Linked DNA regions of Homo sapiens: region 2 is linked to region 1. A link is a loop called in an ENCODE intact Hi-C map of the cell type or tissue named here. Cell type or tissue: heart right ventricle. All regions are shown on one strand. Links, peaks and the distances in the headings refer to the core of each region. The heading gives the core; the rest is flanking DNA.

Region 1 (7,789 bases), core at 1,082-6,081:
TCTCTCTCTCTTTCTCTCTGTCTCTCTCTCTCTCTCTCTCTCTGCATGCACAAAGAAGAGGCCATGTGAGGAAGGACACAGCAAGATGGTGTCCACTACAAGCCAAGAGAAAAGGCCACAGGATGAAACCTACCTTGCCAGTACCTTGATCATGGGCTTTTGGCCTCCATAGTTGTGAGAAATAAATGTCAGTTGTTTAAGCCATCCAGTCGATGAATTTTATAAGGCAGCCCAAGCTAATACAGATTCCTTCACCTGCTCTATGGCTTGGATCCTGGAAGAGCCTCCTCAGTTGTATTCAAGTCACCAAGATCTTGTTCCACAAAATAAAATTCCTGTGGCTCTGAGGACAAGTCTGCCTCACCCTATGAAAGATAAAATAAAATTGAAGCCATAGACCAGATGTTGGCAAACTTTTCCTGTAAAGGGCCAGGTAGTAAATATCTTAGGCTATGCAGGTACATGGTCTCTGTGGTAACTACTCAATTCTGCATTGTAGTGCAAAAGCAGCCACAGACCTGATTTGTAAACGAATGAGTGTGGCTGGGTTCCAATAAAACTTTATTTAGAAAAGCAGACCTCTGAGGCCTGTAGGTATGTTGAGCTGTGAACATGGGTCTCTGTTCTACAGGAGGGGTTTGCTAAAGTTGTCAAAAACAAGGCCTGCTTTAAGAGAAACCAAGTGAAATTCAGAAAATGATAGAAGCGTAAAAACTGAAGATTATACTTGGAAACGCTTGGTGATACTGTATAAAAATAAGTACAACACACCCAAATACAGGATGATAGTTTGGTGACAAACAGAGATATCATTTGTCAGATTGCTTATGCCTGTATAGGAGGGGATATGATAGTCTGCACAGCTTAAGCATATGAACTGCCAAAATATGGTGTGAAGGTTGGCCTGACACATTATGCTACAGCATATTGTACTGGCTTGCTGCTGGCCTGCAGGCTTCTCAGTAAGTCTGGCATGGTCAAGATTTATGAAGGCCAAGTGGAGGTGACCAGAGATGAACACAACGTGGAAAACATTGATGGTCAGCTGGGTGATTTTACCTGCTATTTGAAGGCAGGCCTTGCCAGAACCACCACTAGTAATAAAGTTTTGGGGGCTCTGAAGGGGGCTGTGAATGGAGGCCTCTCCATCTCTCACAGTACACAATAACAGATTCCCTGCTTATGATTCTGAAAGCAAGGCATCTAATGCAGAAGTACATAGGAAGCACATCATGGGTCAGAATGTTGCAGATTACATGCATTACCTAATGGAAGAAGCTGAAGATCTTACAAGAAACAGTTTTCTCAATACATAAAGAACAGCATAACTCCATACATGATGGAGGAGATGTGTAAGAAAGCCCACGTTGCTATATGAGAGAATCCAGGTTATGAAAAGAAGCCCAAGAAAGAAGCTAAAGAGAAAAAGTGGAATTGTCCCAAAACGTCTCTTGCCCAGAAGAAACACTGGGTAGCTCAAAAGAAGGCAAGCTTCATCAGAGCTTGAGAACAGGCTGCTGAGAGCTAAACCAAGAAATTTTCTATGAGAATTTTTCAGATAAAGACAATAAATTTATTGACTAAGCTGCTAAAAGAGAAAAAGAAGGAAAGAAAAGCAGACTTCTCCAGGCAATTGTTTCCTGACCCCTACTACAAACTCTTTGACTTGGAAGGGAGTTGAGCAAACCTCAAATCCACCCCAGATTGTGAAGACAAGGACAAGCGCAGATGGTGGATGGGACTCCCCAGGGTCTCCCAGGGAGTTCATGGCAGTCAGACTAGAAATGGATACCTCTTCTCCTCGTTTCTCTTCTGTTGTTCAGAACTAAAGCTTAAGCGGGTGGGGCTGAATCGTAAAGGCTTCTGTGAATGTTGGTAATAGAGGGTGAAATGATGCTGCAGGAGGGGAAGGGAAGGACAAAAGTCAGCAAAAAGCCAGGTATTGAGACAGCCATCACCTGAGGATCTGCCTCCCAATGGGCAAGTCTGCCCCTCAAAGACTATGAGGCAGTGATGATACTGACCCCTGAACTCCAGGACCCCATTGTTCTTCAAAGGAAGATGCAAGGCTGGCCCCTCCCCCAGCTGCTGAAGACCATGCTGAGGGGCCCAAGGGAAGAGGAGGCCAGTGGCTGAGCATTGTAGAGCAGTGGGTAGGGAGGGACCTTTGGTCTGCACCAACAATGTGACTGTAACGCTCACTTGCACAAGTGTGACTCAATTCATGCTCTCATGAAACTGTGCTTTAGGCATGAAGCTGGGGGCCTATTTTGAGACATCAGCTGCACAAACTTTAACCTGTGGCTTTATACTGAGAGAGGTAGTGTAGGGCTTGCAGCCTCTGGTCCCAGGAGAAGATAAAGGAGACTCGAGCAGTTGTCAGAACCTATGGTGCTCTCTCTCTCTCTCGTTACCTCTCGCTCTCTCTTGCTCTCTGTCTCCATTTGTTGCCACAGACCACCGGGCTCAGATGAGAGTCTCTCAACAGATGCAGGGAAGAGAGCAGCTGTTCACGGCAGTGGCCCTCCTAGTGCTTTGAGACTCCTCACAGCCCCACAAGGTTCCTTTGGGCCCTCTCAGAAGTCTGGCCACCCAGCATGAAAATCTCCCAAGTCAGAGCCTCAAGTTTTAAAGAAAGAAATTTACAGATGTGCAAAGAGAAAAGAAAAGGGGCTGTTTGGTCCCTAGCAGAGGACCGATTTTATTGGGAATTGTTTGACCAAGGAAACATGAACCAAACATACCACCAAGGAAAACATACTGCCAAGGAAAAATGAACCAAACATACCACCAGCACCCTAGAAACAGACTTTTTTTAATCTTCGTATCAACAAGATTTCGGCCTTCAATCATCTCAAATTAAATGGAACCTAAGCAGCAGGAGTTACTGTAGTTACGTAGGGGAAAGACAGGAGACAGGGGAAAAAAAAAGCTTTGCATCACGTGACTTTTATGCTGCAGAAACTTAATGAGAAACACACCACATTTCCAGAACCCTCTTTCTAGTCAGGGCTCCCGCTGAGATAAAAGGTCACAAGAAGAGAAGGAGGGAGAGGGAGGGAGCGCCGGCGTGGAGCAGGGAGGCACTTTTACTGCAAAGTCGGGCCCAAATTTCATACAAGCTGCTATCGGGTCTGATAGTCTAGACTGATTATCTTCTTTGAATGCCAGATGTGAAGGGCTTGTATAAAAGAACTGCAAACATTACCCATTTAAAAACAAATCGACCCAAGCTGCATTCACTGCGCAAAGGAGAACTTTCCATCCCAGACTCTGCAGAGAGAGCCAAGCAGCCGGGCCAGGAGACCTGGCCTAGGCGGTGCGTCCCGCTGCTGCCCCCTGCAGGCCATGAGCCTCAGGCTGGCCAGAAAGCAAGCCAAGTCCGGGGGCCAATGGCTCAGCCAGGCCTCTGCTCATCAGTGGAGACTTTTTCTGTCCATCCAGCTCAGGGTGGCAGGAGAATGCTCCTCTACAAGGTGCCAGGCTATAGCTGGAAGACTGAGCTGGGCCTGGGCCTCAGCGTTACACATTGTCCCGTTCAACCATTAACCCTGCAAGGTAGAGACGTCAATCCCTTTCACAGGTGAAAAATTGAGAAGTTAAGAGATTTACCCATTGGATGCAACTGGCTTATCCAGTTTTGGTATTGGACACTGGTGCTCCTTCCATGGCCCTATGTGCGGTTGGCCATCAACACCAAGATCCTCTCCTCAGGGAAGATGGAATGATAGAACTGCAGCTCCAGTACCCAAACTGGACCATACCAGCCCAGAAGACACCCGGCCCATAGGGCCAAGCTAGGAGTAGGGCGGCAGGAGGTATCTTCCCATCCCTCAAGCTGGGTGTGGTCCTGGATCAGGGGTCTTTACCCCTGCTGGGCAGTTAGGAGAGGCTTCTTGATCCCAGGCCCCTGCAGAGTACCAGGCCCTGAGCCAGGGCTCAGGAAAATTTGTAGAGCGAGAAACATCCTGATCACACTATGGCCTCTGGAATCTCCTGATGGCCCTGCATTTCTCCACCAGCCCTGGCCGCTTTGGGTTGTGTCTCCGCACACAGGGACTGACTCTGTAAACACCATGCCAACATAACCTCTGACCAGGCACTTCCCATTTGGCCGCAGCTACAACTCAGTGCCAGACACTCAGGATCAGTGACCTTCAGAGGGGGCTGGGCATGCAAGGGCCTTCCAAGTGATCTGTGTTTAATCTAGTGTGAAGGACCTCCAGCCTTGCTGCTACAGGCAAGGCCAGCGCTCATCTGGGCCCTCTGGCCTGCCTAGTCCTGGCTGTCACAGGAACGACCAGACACTCCTGAGGGCGTTTGGTTTTCTGCCAGCGTTGTTAGTTTAAGACTCTGTAGTGTACCTTTGGGTTTTCCTTCCTTTTCTGAACCCTCCTAAGTGGCCCACTTACCTCTCAAGCAAGGCAAAGCTGCTTTGCTGTCTTCCACCTCTGGAGTTTTTTTTGTTTTTTGTTTTTTGTTTTTAAGACAGAATCTCATTCTGTCACCCAGGCTGGAGTGCAGTGGCGCAACCTCAGCTCACTGCAACCTCTGCCTCCCAGGTTCAAGAGATTCTCCTGCCTCAGTCTCCCAAGTAGCTGGGATTATAGGCATGTGCCACCATGCCCAGGTAATTTTTGTATTTTTAGTAGAAACGGGGTTTCACCATATTAGTCAGGCTGGTCTTGAACTCCTGACCTGAGGTGATCCACCCGCCTCGGCCTCCCAAAGTTCTGAGATTACAGGCGTGAGCCACCGTGCCCAGCCCCACCTCTGTGATTTTGCACAAGCTGCTCCCTTGCCTGGAAAATCTTCTACCCCTTCTTCATGTGGCTGACTCGGACTTGTCAGACAACTCTTGCAACGTCCTCCCTCTCCTGCATGCCCCTGCTCTGAGCTCCCACCTCACCCCCACCTGTGTATTCCTATGACGTTTACTTCCCCAGGCAGTTGTTCACCACTGTCCTGTCTTCCCACATAGAGTCAGCTGTAACACGCTCAGCAAAGATTTGGCTGATTCCCTGATTGCTTTTCATCTGCACATGACCACCCCTGTCTTCAGGGACCCAAACTTGCTGCATTGGAAACTGGGACTTGAGACCTGTCTACAGGTCTAAATACTTGCCTTTGGGTTTGTTCTGGGAGGAGAAGTTCCCTTCTGGCCCCACTCCCTCCCCTGGGTGGCCAAGGAAAGGAGCCAACTGTATCATTCCAGTGTGATTTGGCCAGAGGTGCCGATGGGGCCCGGGGTGGGGTGACAGGCCCAAGGAGGTGTCACTGAGCTATGGATCCAGGTCCACCCTGGCTTGTCTGACCCACTAGAGCTTCCTCCTCCTGGAAGGGTTGGCAGAGGTTATTCCTGTATGTAGCTGGGAGCTACAGGAGGGCTCCTCACAGAGCTGCAGTTGCTTTTGTTTTCCCCTGGAACAGCTGCCTGGAGAATCTGGCTCAGAGAAGTTTGTCTATCATTCTTGAGTAAACCATAAGGACAGCAGAACAATGTGTCAGTCATTTACACCTCAATGAAAACAAATGAATAAGATCCAGTCTTTGAATCCCAGATCTTAGGACCAAAGGGGACCTTAACAACCAATGCTCTTTCTGTCTAGCTGGCTTCCTTCTTTTCATTCAGTGCTGGTGCTATAGCTTGATACATTTATAAAACATACCTCCTGCCCCTCCCCCTTTGCACAGCCCCCTACTATTCTCATCAATTTAGAATTTGAGCACTAACCATGAACCTTGTAAAAACAGGCATCCCTTCATGAAATTACAAAAAATGAAAAAGCCCCAGGTCCAATGCCATTTGCTCCCTGCCCAGCTCCTGGATGAAGCTCTGTGACCTGGGAGGCTCCTGAACACCCTTTGGCCCTTTGACAGAAGGGAGGGAGGGTGCATCACGAGCTTCCTTTCTGGCCCAAGGTTGGAGGTGATGACCCTCAGGCAATGAGAAGGCTGCTACCATGAAGAAAAGTGTCTTGCATTTTCTAATTCGCCATGCCCAGTGTGACTTCAACCAACAGCACCCAAATGGATCAATGACAACTATATCCTGGAGGTGTCCCTATGCTTAACAGAAGGTTAATGGTGCTTAGGAGTGGAGGGACCCCTTACTTTTTCCTCATCCCTGCAAAGGCAACACCCACCCTCCCTGCAGCAGGACACACAGAGTAGGGCTCACCCATTCTGCTCTCCCAGGTCCCCTCAATCTTCCTCCTCTCTTCTGCTCCATCCCAGAAGAGAGAAGTAGATGGGGCGTGGAGAACAGCTGGGCCCAAGCAAGGGCCTTGAGGCTGGAGGCGAATACAAAGGGAGGTGAGAACCACAGGGAGAACTACTTTTAAGCCTCCATCTGGTAACAAATGAAAATGTGGAAAGTAAGGCACATGGATTTCCATTGCAGCAACATGTCTTTGAGCAGGAGAGGCCATCTGTGGGTAGTAGTGAGGCCCCTGATTTCAAAGTTTGAAGCAACGAACCTCCATTTCAAGCCCCCTTTGCCACAAACTAGCCTGCAAGAGATATAGAAGCACCTGCCTTACAGGATATGGGAAGATTTCTGAATGACAAAATACTTAGAACCATGCCTCGCACATGAAAAATGCTGTCTAGGAGGAGGAGGAGGCATAAATAGCACAACAGAGGACTTGGCACCACAAGTGGAGCTGCAATAAGCATATAGAGCACTTCCCAGTTTGCAAAGCCCTCTTGATTCTGTTCTTACATGTGTTGCTCACAGCAGCCCTACAAGGCACAAGCTGTCCCCACATCACAACATGAAAACACTGACATTGTGAAATGACAAGAGATTTGCTAGTCATTCACATGGATTTCCCAATGGATATCAAAACAGGGCACCAGGAAAGGAGAAAAAGAGAATAGGTCTGATGAGCCCAAGCAGAATTTTGCCACAAGGAAATTTAGAAAGATGCTTCCTTGCCAGTTGGCATCATGCATGTTTTGGGGTCTTGTAGGGCCAGTGTTGTGTTTTACACATGTGGGAAAAAGGTGAGGTACCATAATCATTTCAAAGTCCAAATACAGCTGTTTGTGTACCCCCACAGATAAATGCAGGCAAAGCAAAGGTAAGAGCCCAGGCTCCTAATTCCAGCTTCCCTGATGGTTTCAGGGCACAGAGACCTCATGGAGCCAACAATGACATTCAGCCCAGGATTTGCAAATGGACCTAGGCAGATCTTAGCAGGCCTGCAAGTGGGATTGTCATCCTGCTTGTGTCCAAGGCCTCCTGCCTCCATCCTGGTTTCTGTTAGAGATGTGAGCACAGTCACCTACCCTCTGTGCTAATGCAGCCTCTGCCAAACCCTTAAACTGAGGGTTTATGCCTGCATCTGAGCTCCACCTAGTGGCAGATGTTGGGCATGGCGTCCAAGTATGCGTTTCCTTTCAGGACCACCCCCCTCCATTTAGAGTCATATAGTGTAAAATAGACACTTTTGACTCAGCACATCTGTGACCTGGACCCTTTGTAACCACATTCATATAACCTTCCCTTTGCTGGTCCCTTAGCTTTATGTATGCTGGGCAGCCTGAAGGCATTAACCTGGCCAATTGTAAACCTAGCCAGAGATTGTGTGAGCGTCCTTCCTACTCCCCTTAAAGCCTTCGGCTCTATGATGTTCCAAAGGCGTGATTTGGGCTGACCTAGCAGCCACATGGCATAATGGAAAGAATACAAAAGTAGGGATCCAAAGACATGAGTTCTAATTCCACCATCTCAACTAGAGAGCTGGATGGACTTGGATAAGTCATCCAAGTGCCCCAAATCCAC
Region 2 (7,789 bases), core at 887-5,886, 260 kb before region 1:
AAGTTTGGCTGACATGGTTTGCTTTTCATGACAAAAGGGTGTCTTAGGAAAGGTTTGCCTATTGGGGAGAAAAGCTCTGAAAAGCCCAAGAGTTAAATTCTGCCGGTGTGGCCACAGCTCCTCCAATCCTATATTCCATTATCTTCCTCTGCCCTTGAACAGTTGATAATATGGGGGATGGGGAAGAGAGGAAGAGAATACAAGCCACCTTTTTAAAGTCAGCCTGCTTTGGCTCCGAGAACTGAAGACTATGAAGATCAGAGCAAGTCCATATTCCAAGTCTTCAATGGACCATGTCCTTTGAACATGAAAGCCCTAACTTAGGCTCCCCAAGGCATGGAATCACTTAAGTGATGGTCACCCCGGGCCTAGGTCCAGCTGAGAATAAAGCCAAATATTTCAAGGCTAAAATCTTTATGAGAATGGGACATTTAACTACACCATATATTTCCAAAAATATACTGAAGACCGGAAGTGGGAGGAGACCCAGTGGCTTTGGCTTTCCTCCAGATGCCATCCAGGGCCACGTCTAGAGAGCTCTGCTTTCCCATCCTGGTTATCTACTGTAGGACGATCTGAGCAATGTCACTTCAGTAAAAAAGGGCTCCACCCCTTAAATTTTTCTGTCACTATTTCTCAATTTAAAAAAAGACTGTGTTATGGAAGCAAATGTTTTAGAAATATTTATGTATCAACTCAGCTGCCTTTTGTCTCCTTTGCTTTATCTCTAGATGAAATAGGTTCTGGGTGCAGTGCATAGAAGAACAGGATCCATCTGCTTTCTCATCTGCTGTAGTCCTCTAGTCTCTATGACTGGAGACACTCTCACTAGTCCCTCCAACTCTTTCTGGATCCTAAGGTAGTTAATGGTGTTCTAGGCCAGGCATTCTGTTCTACCCACACAAGACTTGTGTTGGTCTTGTAATGCATGCTTTGTACCAGGGGCATCATCCGGTTGGAGTTTTTTGCTTGATTTATTTTTGTTTTTTGGAATCAAGCTGCTGTTTCACACTCTACTTCCAGCAGGTTGGTTTTGGTTTTCTTTCTCCACCTGCCTTAGTTCCTACAGGAACTTTTTTGCGCTTACCCATTCTGTGTCATCTCCCTGACACTCCCTGTCTTTCCCTCTCTCTCCCATTCTGCCTCCTGCCAAGACATCTTGCTGTTAATTCACCTCTACCAGGATACTCTGTCCTTCTACCTACTGTCCAGATGACATGTTACATCCTTCCAGACCTTTCTGGGTCACTTGCAGCCTTGTGATATATTTTCAGTGCCTGAGAGGCCTCACTAGTCTGCCCTGCCAGACCCTGGTATCTGGCTATATAAGAGGCTATGATTAAGCATCAAGGAATCAGCCACAGCTTGGTGCATAGCTTGGTGCCCTGCATGGAGAACTGAAAATATGGGCCTAGAACTTTGGCTACTTTTTACTGAAGTTATAGTCCTGCATTTATTGGAAATACAATGGTTATAGAGGACCTGGGTTTTAGTCGTAGCCCTACCTTTTATCTACTTTGTCACTCTGGCCAAATCCTTTCCCTTGGTGGGACTCATTTTGCTTATCTGTGAAATGAGCCTTGAAGGAAGAAAATCCTTAAACATGATTCCAACTTCAAAGTGCTTTGACTCCTATTCACTTTGATCTGAGACAGTTCTGCTTTCAGAGATGCATGAAGACCTTGTGAAACTCCTCAGTTTATGTGGACAGAGCTGATCATTCTCTACTTGGTCTTTGTCTATAAACTTTGTCACTTAACTAGGATAATCCTTCCCCAATGACATTTTACTTTATATTGCTTTAATTAGCATCTCATTAAACTAATTCAGCATGTACCTATTTTGTATTGATGTCAAGGTAGAATGACTTTGAGAATGAGTTGAGAAACTGGAACACGAGTGCCTCCCTCCTTCTGGAGATGAAACCACCAAAACTGTCATCTGGGAACCACCCTAAAGTGGCTAGAGCTCCCAGATGCTCCTACCCTATTCTGCCTTTCATAGACCTGGGGCTGGGAATTCTATAAGCTTTCCTAGATGTGCGTTTCCTCTTCTTCCTCTTTTTTTTTTTTTTTGACATGGAGTCTCTCTCTGTCGCCCAGGCTGGAGTGCAGTGGTGTGATCTTGGTTCACCGCAACCTCCACCTCTCAGGTTCAAGCGATTCTCTTGCCTCAGCCTCCCGAGTAGCTGGGATTACAGGCGTCCACCACCATGCCAGGCTAAGTTTTGGGATTTTTAGTAGAGTTGAGGTTTCACCATGTTGGCCAGGCTGGTTTCATACTCCTGATCTCAAGTGATCCACCTGCCTTGTCCTCCCAAAGTTCTGGGATTACAGGCATGAGCCACCACACCTGGCTGAATTTCCTCTTCTTACAGAGAAAGAAAACAAAATCAACCTATACCTTGGGAAGGATCATAAGGACAAGGGTCCTTAAAAGAGTAACTCCGAGCTGACGCAATCAAGGCAGGCTCCTCTCCACGTTTGCCTTGAGAATTCTCCTTGCAGTATGGCTGGACCAAATAATAGCATCTCATGTTTCTATAGTGATTAAAAAACCCACATTATTTTTGCTACCTTATTTGAGCCCCAAAATAACCCTGTGAGACAGGCAAGGCAAATATCTAGCTGTCTACCTGGTGAGCTAGCTATTCTTATTCCCATTTTTTAGATGAGAAAACTGAGTCTCAGGAAGATTGCATGACTTGCCAAAGTCATTTTCCAACCCAGAAATCCCATATCTCAGTCTTTTCTCTTCCATACTTCACCTTTTTTATCTGAGAGTGTGTGCCTCCCTGTTCAGCCATGAGCCTGAGCCTTGCTCTGCAGTGATGAGCAAAGAACCTTTTCAGACAGATTCACAGATCATTTTAATGCAGCTGTGGAGAGGACAATAAACATGATCTCATAGCTCAGTGCGCAGAGGAGCAAGCAAGATTTAATATTATATATGGTCATGGAGCCCGGAGCCCCAGATCCAATCCTCCTGGTGGTGTGACAGATGACTTCATAGCTCCAAAAATATTGTTAGTCAGTTTCTCATAAGCTCCAGTTGTCTAAAGCTTTTGGAAGCATTTATGAGATGGGGAGAGGGGTGGCAGGAGTGGTGCTTATTGCTGCTTTGCTTTAAACAAAATTACAAAATGAGGCTCTTAATTTGCCTGTTTCTCCAGCAGCTCTACCAGCAGATATGCGTGGGTTTATAAGGTCTTTATTTCCTCCCCTCTGCTTTTTAATAGGAGAGTCATTCTTGGGGTAAACCAGATGCTGCAATTACTTGGCAACAAAAGAAGGGACCAGCCATGTGTCTAATTACTAAGGCAACCCCACATATGTGTCTGCTTCCCTCTTATTATGTAAATAGCAGGTAGTCCTATGTGTGGAGAGCAAAACCCACACAAGCTCGTAGATTCATCCATGCATTGCCCTCCAAGAATGACCCTAGAAGGGCTCCCCACATGGGCATGGCAGGGCTGAGACTTTGAGAGTGGGAAGGAAAGGCTTGCCCTTCCCAGCATGGCAGTCTGCTAATGGGGAAAGACTGTCTGGTCTTACAATGTTAGAGGTGGGAAGGCCCCTCCAGACTCCCTGCTGCAGCCTCCTAGTTGGATCTAGCTACAAGGAGGAGTAGGGGACCCCCGCAGCCTGTGGGTGGCTGGTCACGCTTCCTCTCCCAAGGCAATCCCAGAGGGAACAATGATAGTCAGTAACCACAGACTTCCAGAGCCTCAGCACCTGCTGTGGGCCTGGGTAAGAGGGAGCATTCCAAAGATGCCTGCATCCCTTGTGTGCTAGGGATGAAGGCAGAAGGAAACAGAATGCAGGAACAGACTGGGCAGACTGCACGTGTCTCTAGTGCAGCCTACAGGGAACACAGACAATGCTCAGCTGGTCTGGCAGCCTCTATTCTGATAGAGAAGACAGAACCAGCGAGTGAGCTAAAGAGAGAGAGAGCTATCCAGACTGACTCCTAAGTAACTAGGAAATCCAAAGGAAGCTAGAACAGTGCGTGGCTTGCCGATAAAAGTCCACACCGTGAGGCTTATCAGCTGTATTTGTGTGTGTGTATGTGTGTGTGTGTGTGTTTTCACAAAGACATACTGTCCCAGGATTCAGCTACTGAGCTAGGGTTCCTCTAAGTGGACAGAAACTACAAGGCTGCAGAAGTTCTTGTAGACTCTAGAATCTTTGCTAATGTACCTTGGAGCCATAAAACATGCAGGGCAATTTTTAGAAATTGATTTAACTTCTCAAGACATTTTAAAATTCCTTAGAGACTCACTATAGCAAGTAGCAGTGTCTGCTACAGGTGTTTGATGCAGAGGAATGAACTGGGTATCATTCTGTGTGAGCATGAGGACCCTGTTGTGAGGATTAGCCCCATCAACTGATGTCAAGACCTTCCACAGAGCAGAAACCCTCCCAATGCCTGGTTATCTCAGAAGGCTGCAGTCAAGAGTTCTTTCTGTTTGACTTTGCTTTCCCACACAGGTTTTGCATTTTAATTAGTTCCCACTGTTGTTGCTTTTCCTCTGTTTTTACCCCCAGGTTGGCTTTTTGTTATGGCAAAATTAGTACATTGAGAAATAAAGCTTAAAACCTGAAAACTTCCTTACCTCCAACAGTAAAAATCTCAAGTCTCAATCTTATACAACTAGTATAAGCCCAGGTCTTTGGTTTGGTTAACTCAGAAAGACTGCAGACTTTGGAGAGGGATAGACTTGAGGTCAAATCCCATCTTTGCTATTTACTTCTAGGTTACTTTGGGCAAGTTCCTTAACTTCTCTGTGTCTCAGTTTTCTCATCTATTAAGCAGAGATCATTATGCCACCCTTGTTAGGTTGCCTAAGGATTAATCAGTCAGTCATGTACAGATAGCAGCACATGGCAGCTATTCAACAAATGCCACTTCCTTTCCCAGCTGTCCTCTTGTCCTCTTGTTCCTGTCAGCAGCTGTCATTCCCAGACATGGTTCACACGGCCACCATCTATCTTTGTAAAAAGACTGACATAGGGGCTCCTTTAGGGAACCATGAAGGAAAGGGGTAGTCAGGAGCCATTAGCATCTGTTAATCCAAGAATTCTAACATATTTCCTTTGAACAAAGGGCACCACTATTATATACCATGTACATGGGAGTCCTGATTCTCTGTAGAGAGGCATGAGCGTATTTTGGTTAAGTGAGAAGACTGAAATCAGGCAGCCTGGGATCATGTGTCAGCTCAGCCATTTACTAGCAATGTGACATCCTGCAGGTCATGTAATTCGTAAAACCTCAGTTTCTTCATTTGTGAAATGTGGGGAGTAGTTCATACCTAACAGGGTTGATTGTTATATTTATTAATTTAAATAATACTTATTAAGCACTGTTTCAGTTATCTGCTACTATACAACAAATCATTCTGAAACTTAGTAACTTAAAACAACAGTTATGATTTCTCACAATTCTGCCATCTAGGCTGGGCTCAGCTGGGTGGTTCCTCTCCTCTGTGTGGTGGCTGTTGAGGCTGAAACATCTAAGATGGTGCACTCTCTCTCTCTCTCTCTCTGTGCGTGTGTGTGTGTGTGTGTGTGTGTGTGTGTCTGTGACTTCTCCATTTGGTAATTGGGCTTTCTTTTTTTTCTTGTTCATGTTTACTGAGACAGAGTTTTGCTCTGTCACCTAGGCTGGAGTACAGTGGTATGATCATGGCTCACTGCAGCCTCCACCTCCTGGGCTCAAGTAATCCTCCCACCTCAGCCCCAAATGTAGCTGGAACTACAAGTGCACACCACATCTGGCTAATTTTTTAATTTTTTTTTTTTATGGAGATAGGGTCTCACTGTGTTGCCTGGACTGGTCTTGAATTCCTGGCTCAAGCAATCCTCCTGTCTTGGCCTCCCAAAGTGCTGGGATTACAGGCATGAGTCACCGCACCCAGCCTTAACTGGGCTTTCATACAATGTGGTAGTATCAGAGTATTTGGTCACCCTACTTGGCAGCTGGCACCCAAGAGAGAGGAAGCAGAAACTGCCAGCTTTCCTAAAGGTTAGACCTAGAACCAGCACAGTGTCATTTCCACCAATGTTTATTGGTCAAAGAAACTCAAAGGGCCAGCCTAGATTCAAGGGAAGGAGAAATAAGCTTCATCTTTTCAAATGAGGAACCATGTGCATCCAGGAGGGGAAGGAATTGATGGTGGCCATGTTTGGAGAAGGGTTACCATAAGCACTTAGTCTGGTGCCTAACTAAGGACTAAGTAGGACTAAGTAGGAGTCATTTACAAAAAATGTTTGGTAGAGATCAGATTGAGATCTCTAGACACATTAGGATAGGAAATAAAACATGGACTTTCCATTCAAAATTTCAGGAGATCCTGGGTCCTTCAGACTGATGAATCAGAAATAATTCCTAGCAAGCATTCCCAACAGAAGCACCAAGAATGCCACATTCATCCTCATCCATTAAATCTATGCCTTATGTAAATGCAAAGGCTTATGCAAATGGCCTCTCGGAGTGTTGTAAGCAGTGCAGAGGTCCTGCTTTCTGTGGAGGTTAATGCAAATAAATGTGATGAAACCTACAAACAGGTGGTTCTTGCAATGCGGAGCAGAACATGGAACCCATTTTACAGGAGCCTGTTGGCCAGAGTTGAGTCAGAGTAACTACCAGAAAACCATTTGGGTGAGAGATCTCTACTACAATAAGGAATGATTTTGTGTGTCTATCATTCTGTCAGGCATGAGACAGTGATGGATGTGGAAGAGGATATTGCTGCAGCTAGCCGGAGGTGGAGAGAACACGGATATTTTCATTCATTGGACCTCAGTGCAGTCAGGGCTTCATAAATGCCAGGACCAATCTGCTCTCATAAAAGAATCAGTCGTTTTTCCCCCACACTCCCAGATCGGCAAAGTTGTATAATGTTCTTCTGAAATAAGAATGGAATAAAGGATAAAGCAAGGCAAGGAGTGGTTGGTGTGTATGCTCCGAGCCCAAAGATGATGATCAAGAAAAATTTCATTAAAATGTTTGAGAAAACAGACATATCCGCTGGACTAAATTTCCAGCTTTTGCTCTCACAGCTTATACCAGTATATTTAATTACAGGAAGAAATAAAGCATCGCAATGATGTAAAATCCTGCCTTTTGAGGTTACAAAATATTCAGTTTACAGAGTTAAGGAAAAAGATTTTATCTGTTACATGCTCTGTATCTGGACTCTGGACAGATTTAAATGTGTTTTGGGCACACAGCTTGTGGTCACAGTAAAATTGTGAAGCAATCAACTTTTTCTTAGGCCCGTTCTCTGCCTTTATTCACCAATTTTACCTTCGATTTGGCCTTCCTTTCACCCTGTCCTTGAGTGCCAGTGCTCTGGTGATTCAAGGCCCATAGCACAGCAATTTATACTAGAAGAATAAGTTTGTTTTTTTTTATGCTGGTAAAAGAATTTCTTTAGAGAGGAAATTGTCTCTGTTTAGGGAAATACCTTGATAAGCTGTTGGAGGGTGGAAGGGAGCAGCGCCCTGAGGGCATGGTCTGAAAGGAGGTAGGGAAACAGACAAGATGACTAAAGGGTTCTGCATGGGAAGCAAATAGCAGCTGGGAAACAGAAACACGGCAGAGAAAGAAAATAAACGCCTAGCCCCTTAGCCAGGAGCTGACACCTAAGATGGTAGAAATCACCCAGTGACTTGTTTTCAACAGTGTTAATTACTATAACAGCGGGTTCCCAAACTTTCTTGGTTCACAGCTTCCTTGGTGCCTCTGGCATTTTTTCATAGTGTCCCCTGGGCCACAAGAAAGA

What was found. Hi-C counts contacts between places; a loop is a spot of excess contacts. Peaks named below come from ENCODE experiments on the same cell type or tissue, not always from the same donor. Only the 100,000 strongest peaks of a DNase experiment are listed, where the experiment ranks them.
Region 2: a loop joins it to region 1, with 2.4 times the contacts of the local background. A loop is called at or near these places in 4 of 110 quality-filtered maps.

The regions. Positions count from the first base shown.
Region 1 is chr3:40,580,274-40,588,062 of GRCh38, reverse strand. It overlaps the pseudogene RPL5P10. Among named protein-coding and RNA genes, the nearest start is that of ZNF621, 59 kb to the right of the region's middle. RefSeq lists an enhancer at 3,605-4,105. In heart right ventricle, for the core only: a CTCF peak has its summit at 3,344 (motif pointing left); DNase peaks (open chromatin) are centred at 3,332 and 3,760; H3K4me3 peaks cover 363 bases; H3K27ac peaks cover 658 bases.
Region 2 is chr3:40,843,793-40,851,581 of GRCh38, reverse strand. All of the region lies in intron 2 of LOC105377043 (a long non-coding RNA gene), which reads right to left. Among named protein-coding and RNA genes, the nearest start is that of ZNF621, 320 kb to the right of the region's middle. RefSeq lists an enhancer at 7,044-7,789. In heart right ventricle, for the core only: a CTCF peak has its summit at 3,862; a DNase peak (open chromatin) is centred at 3,876.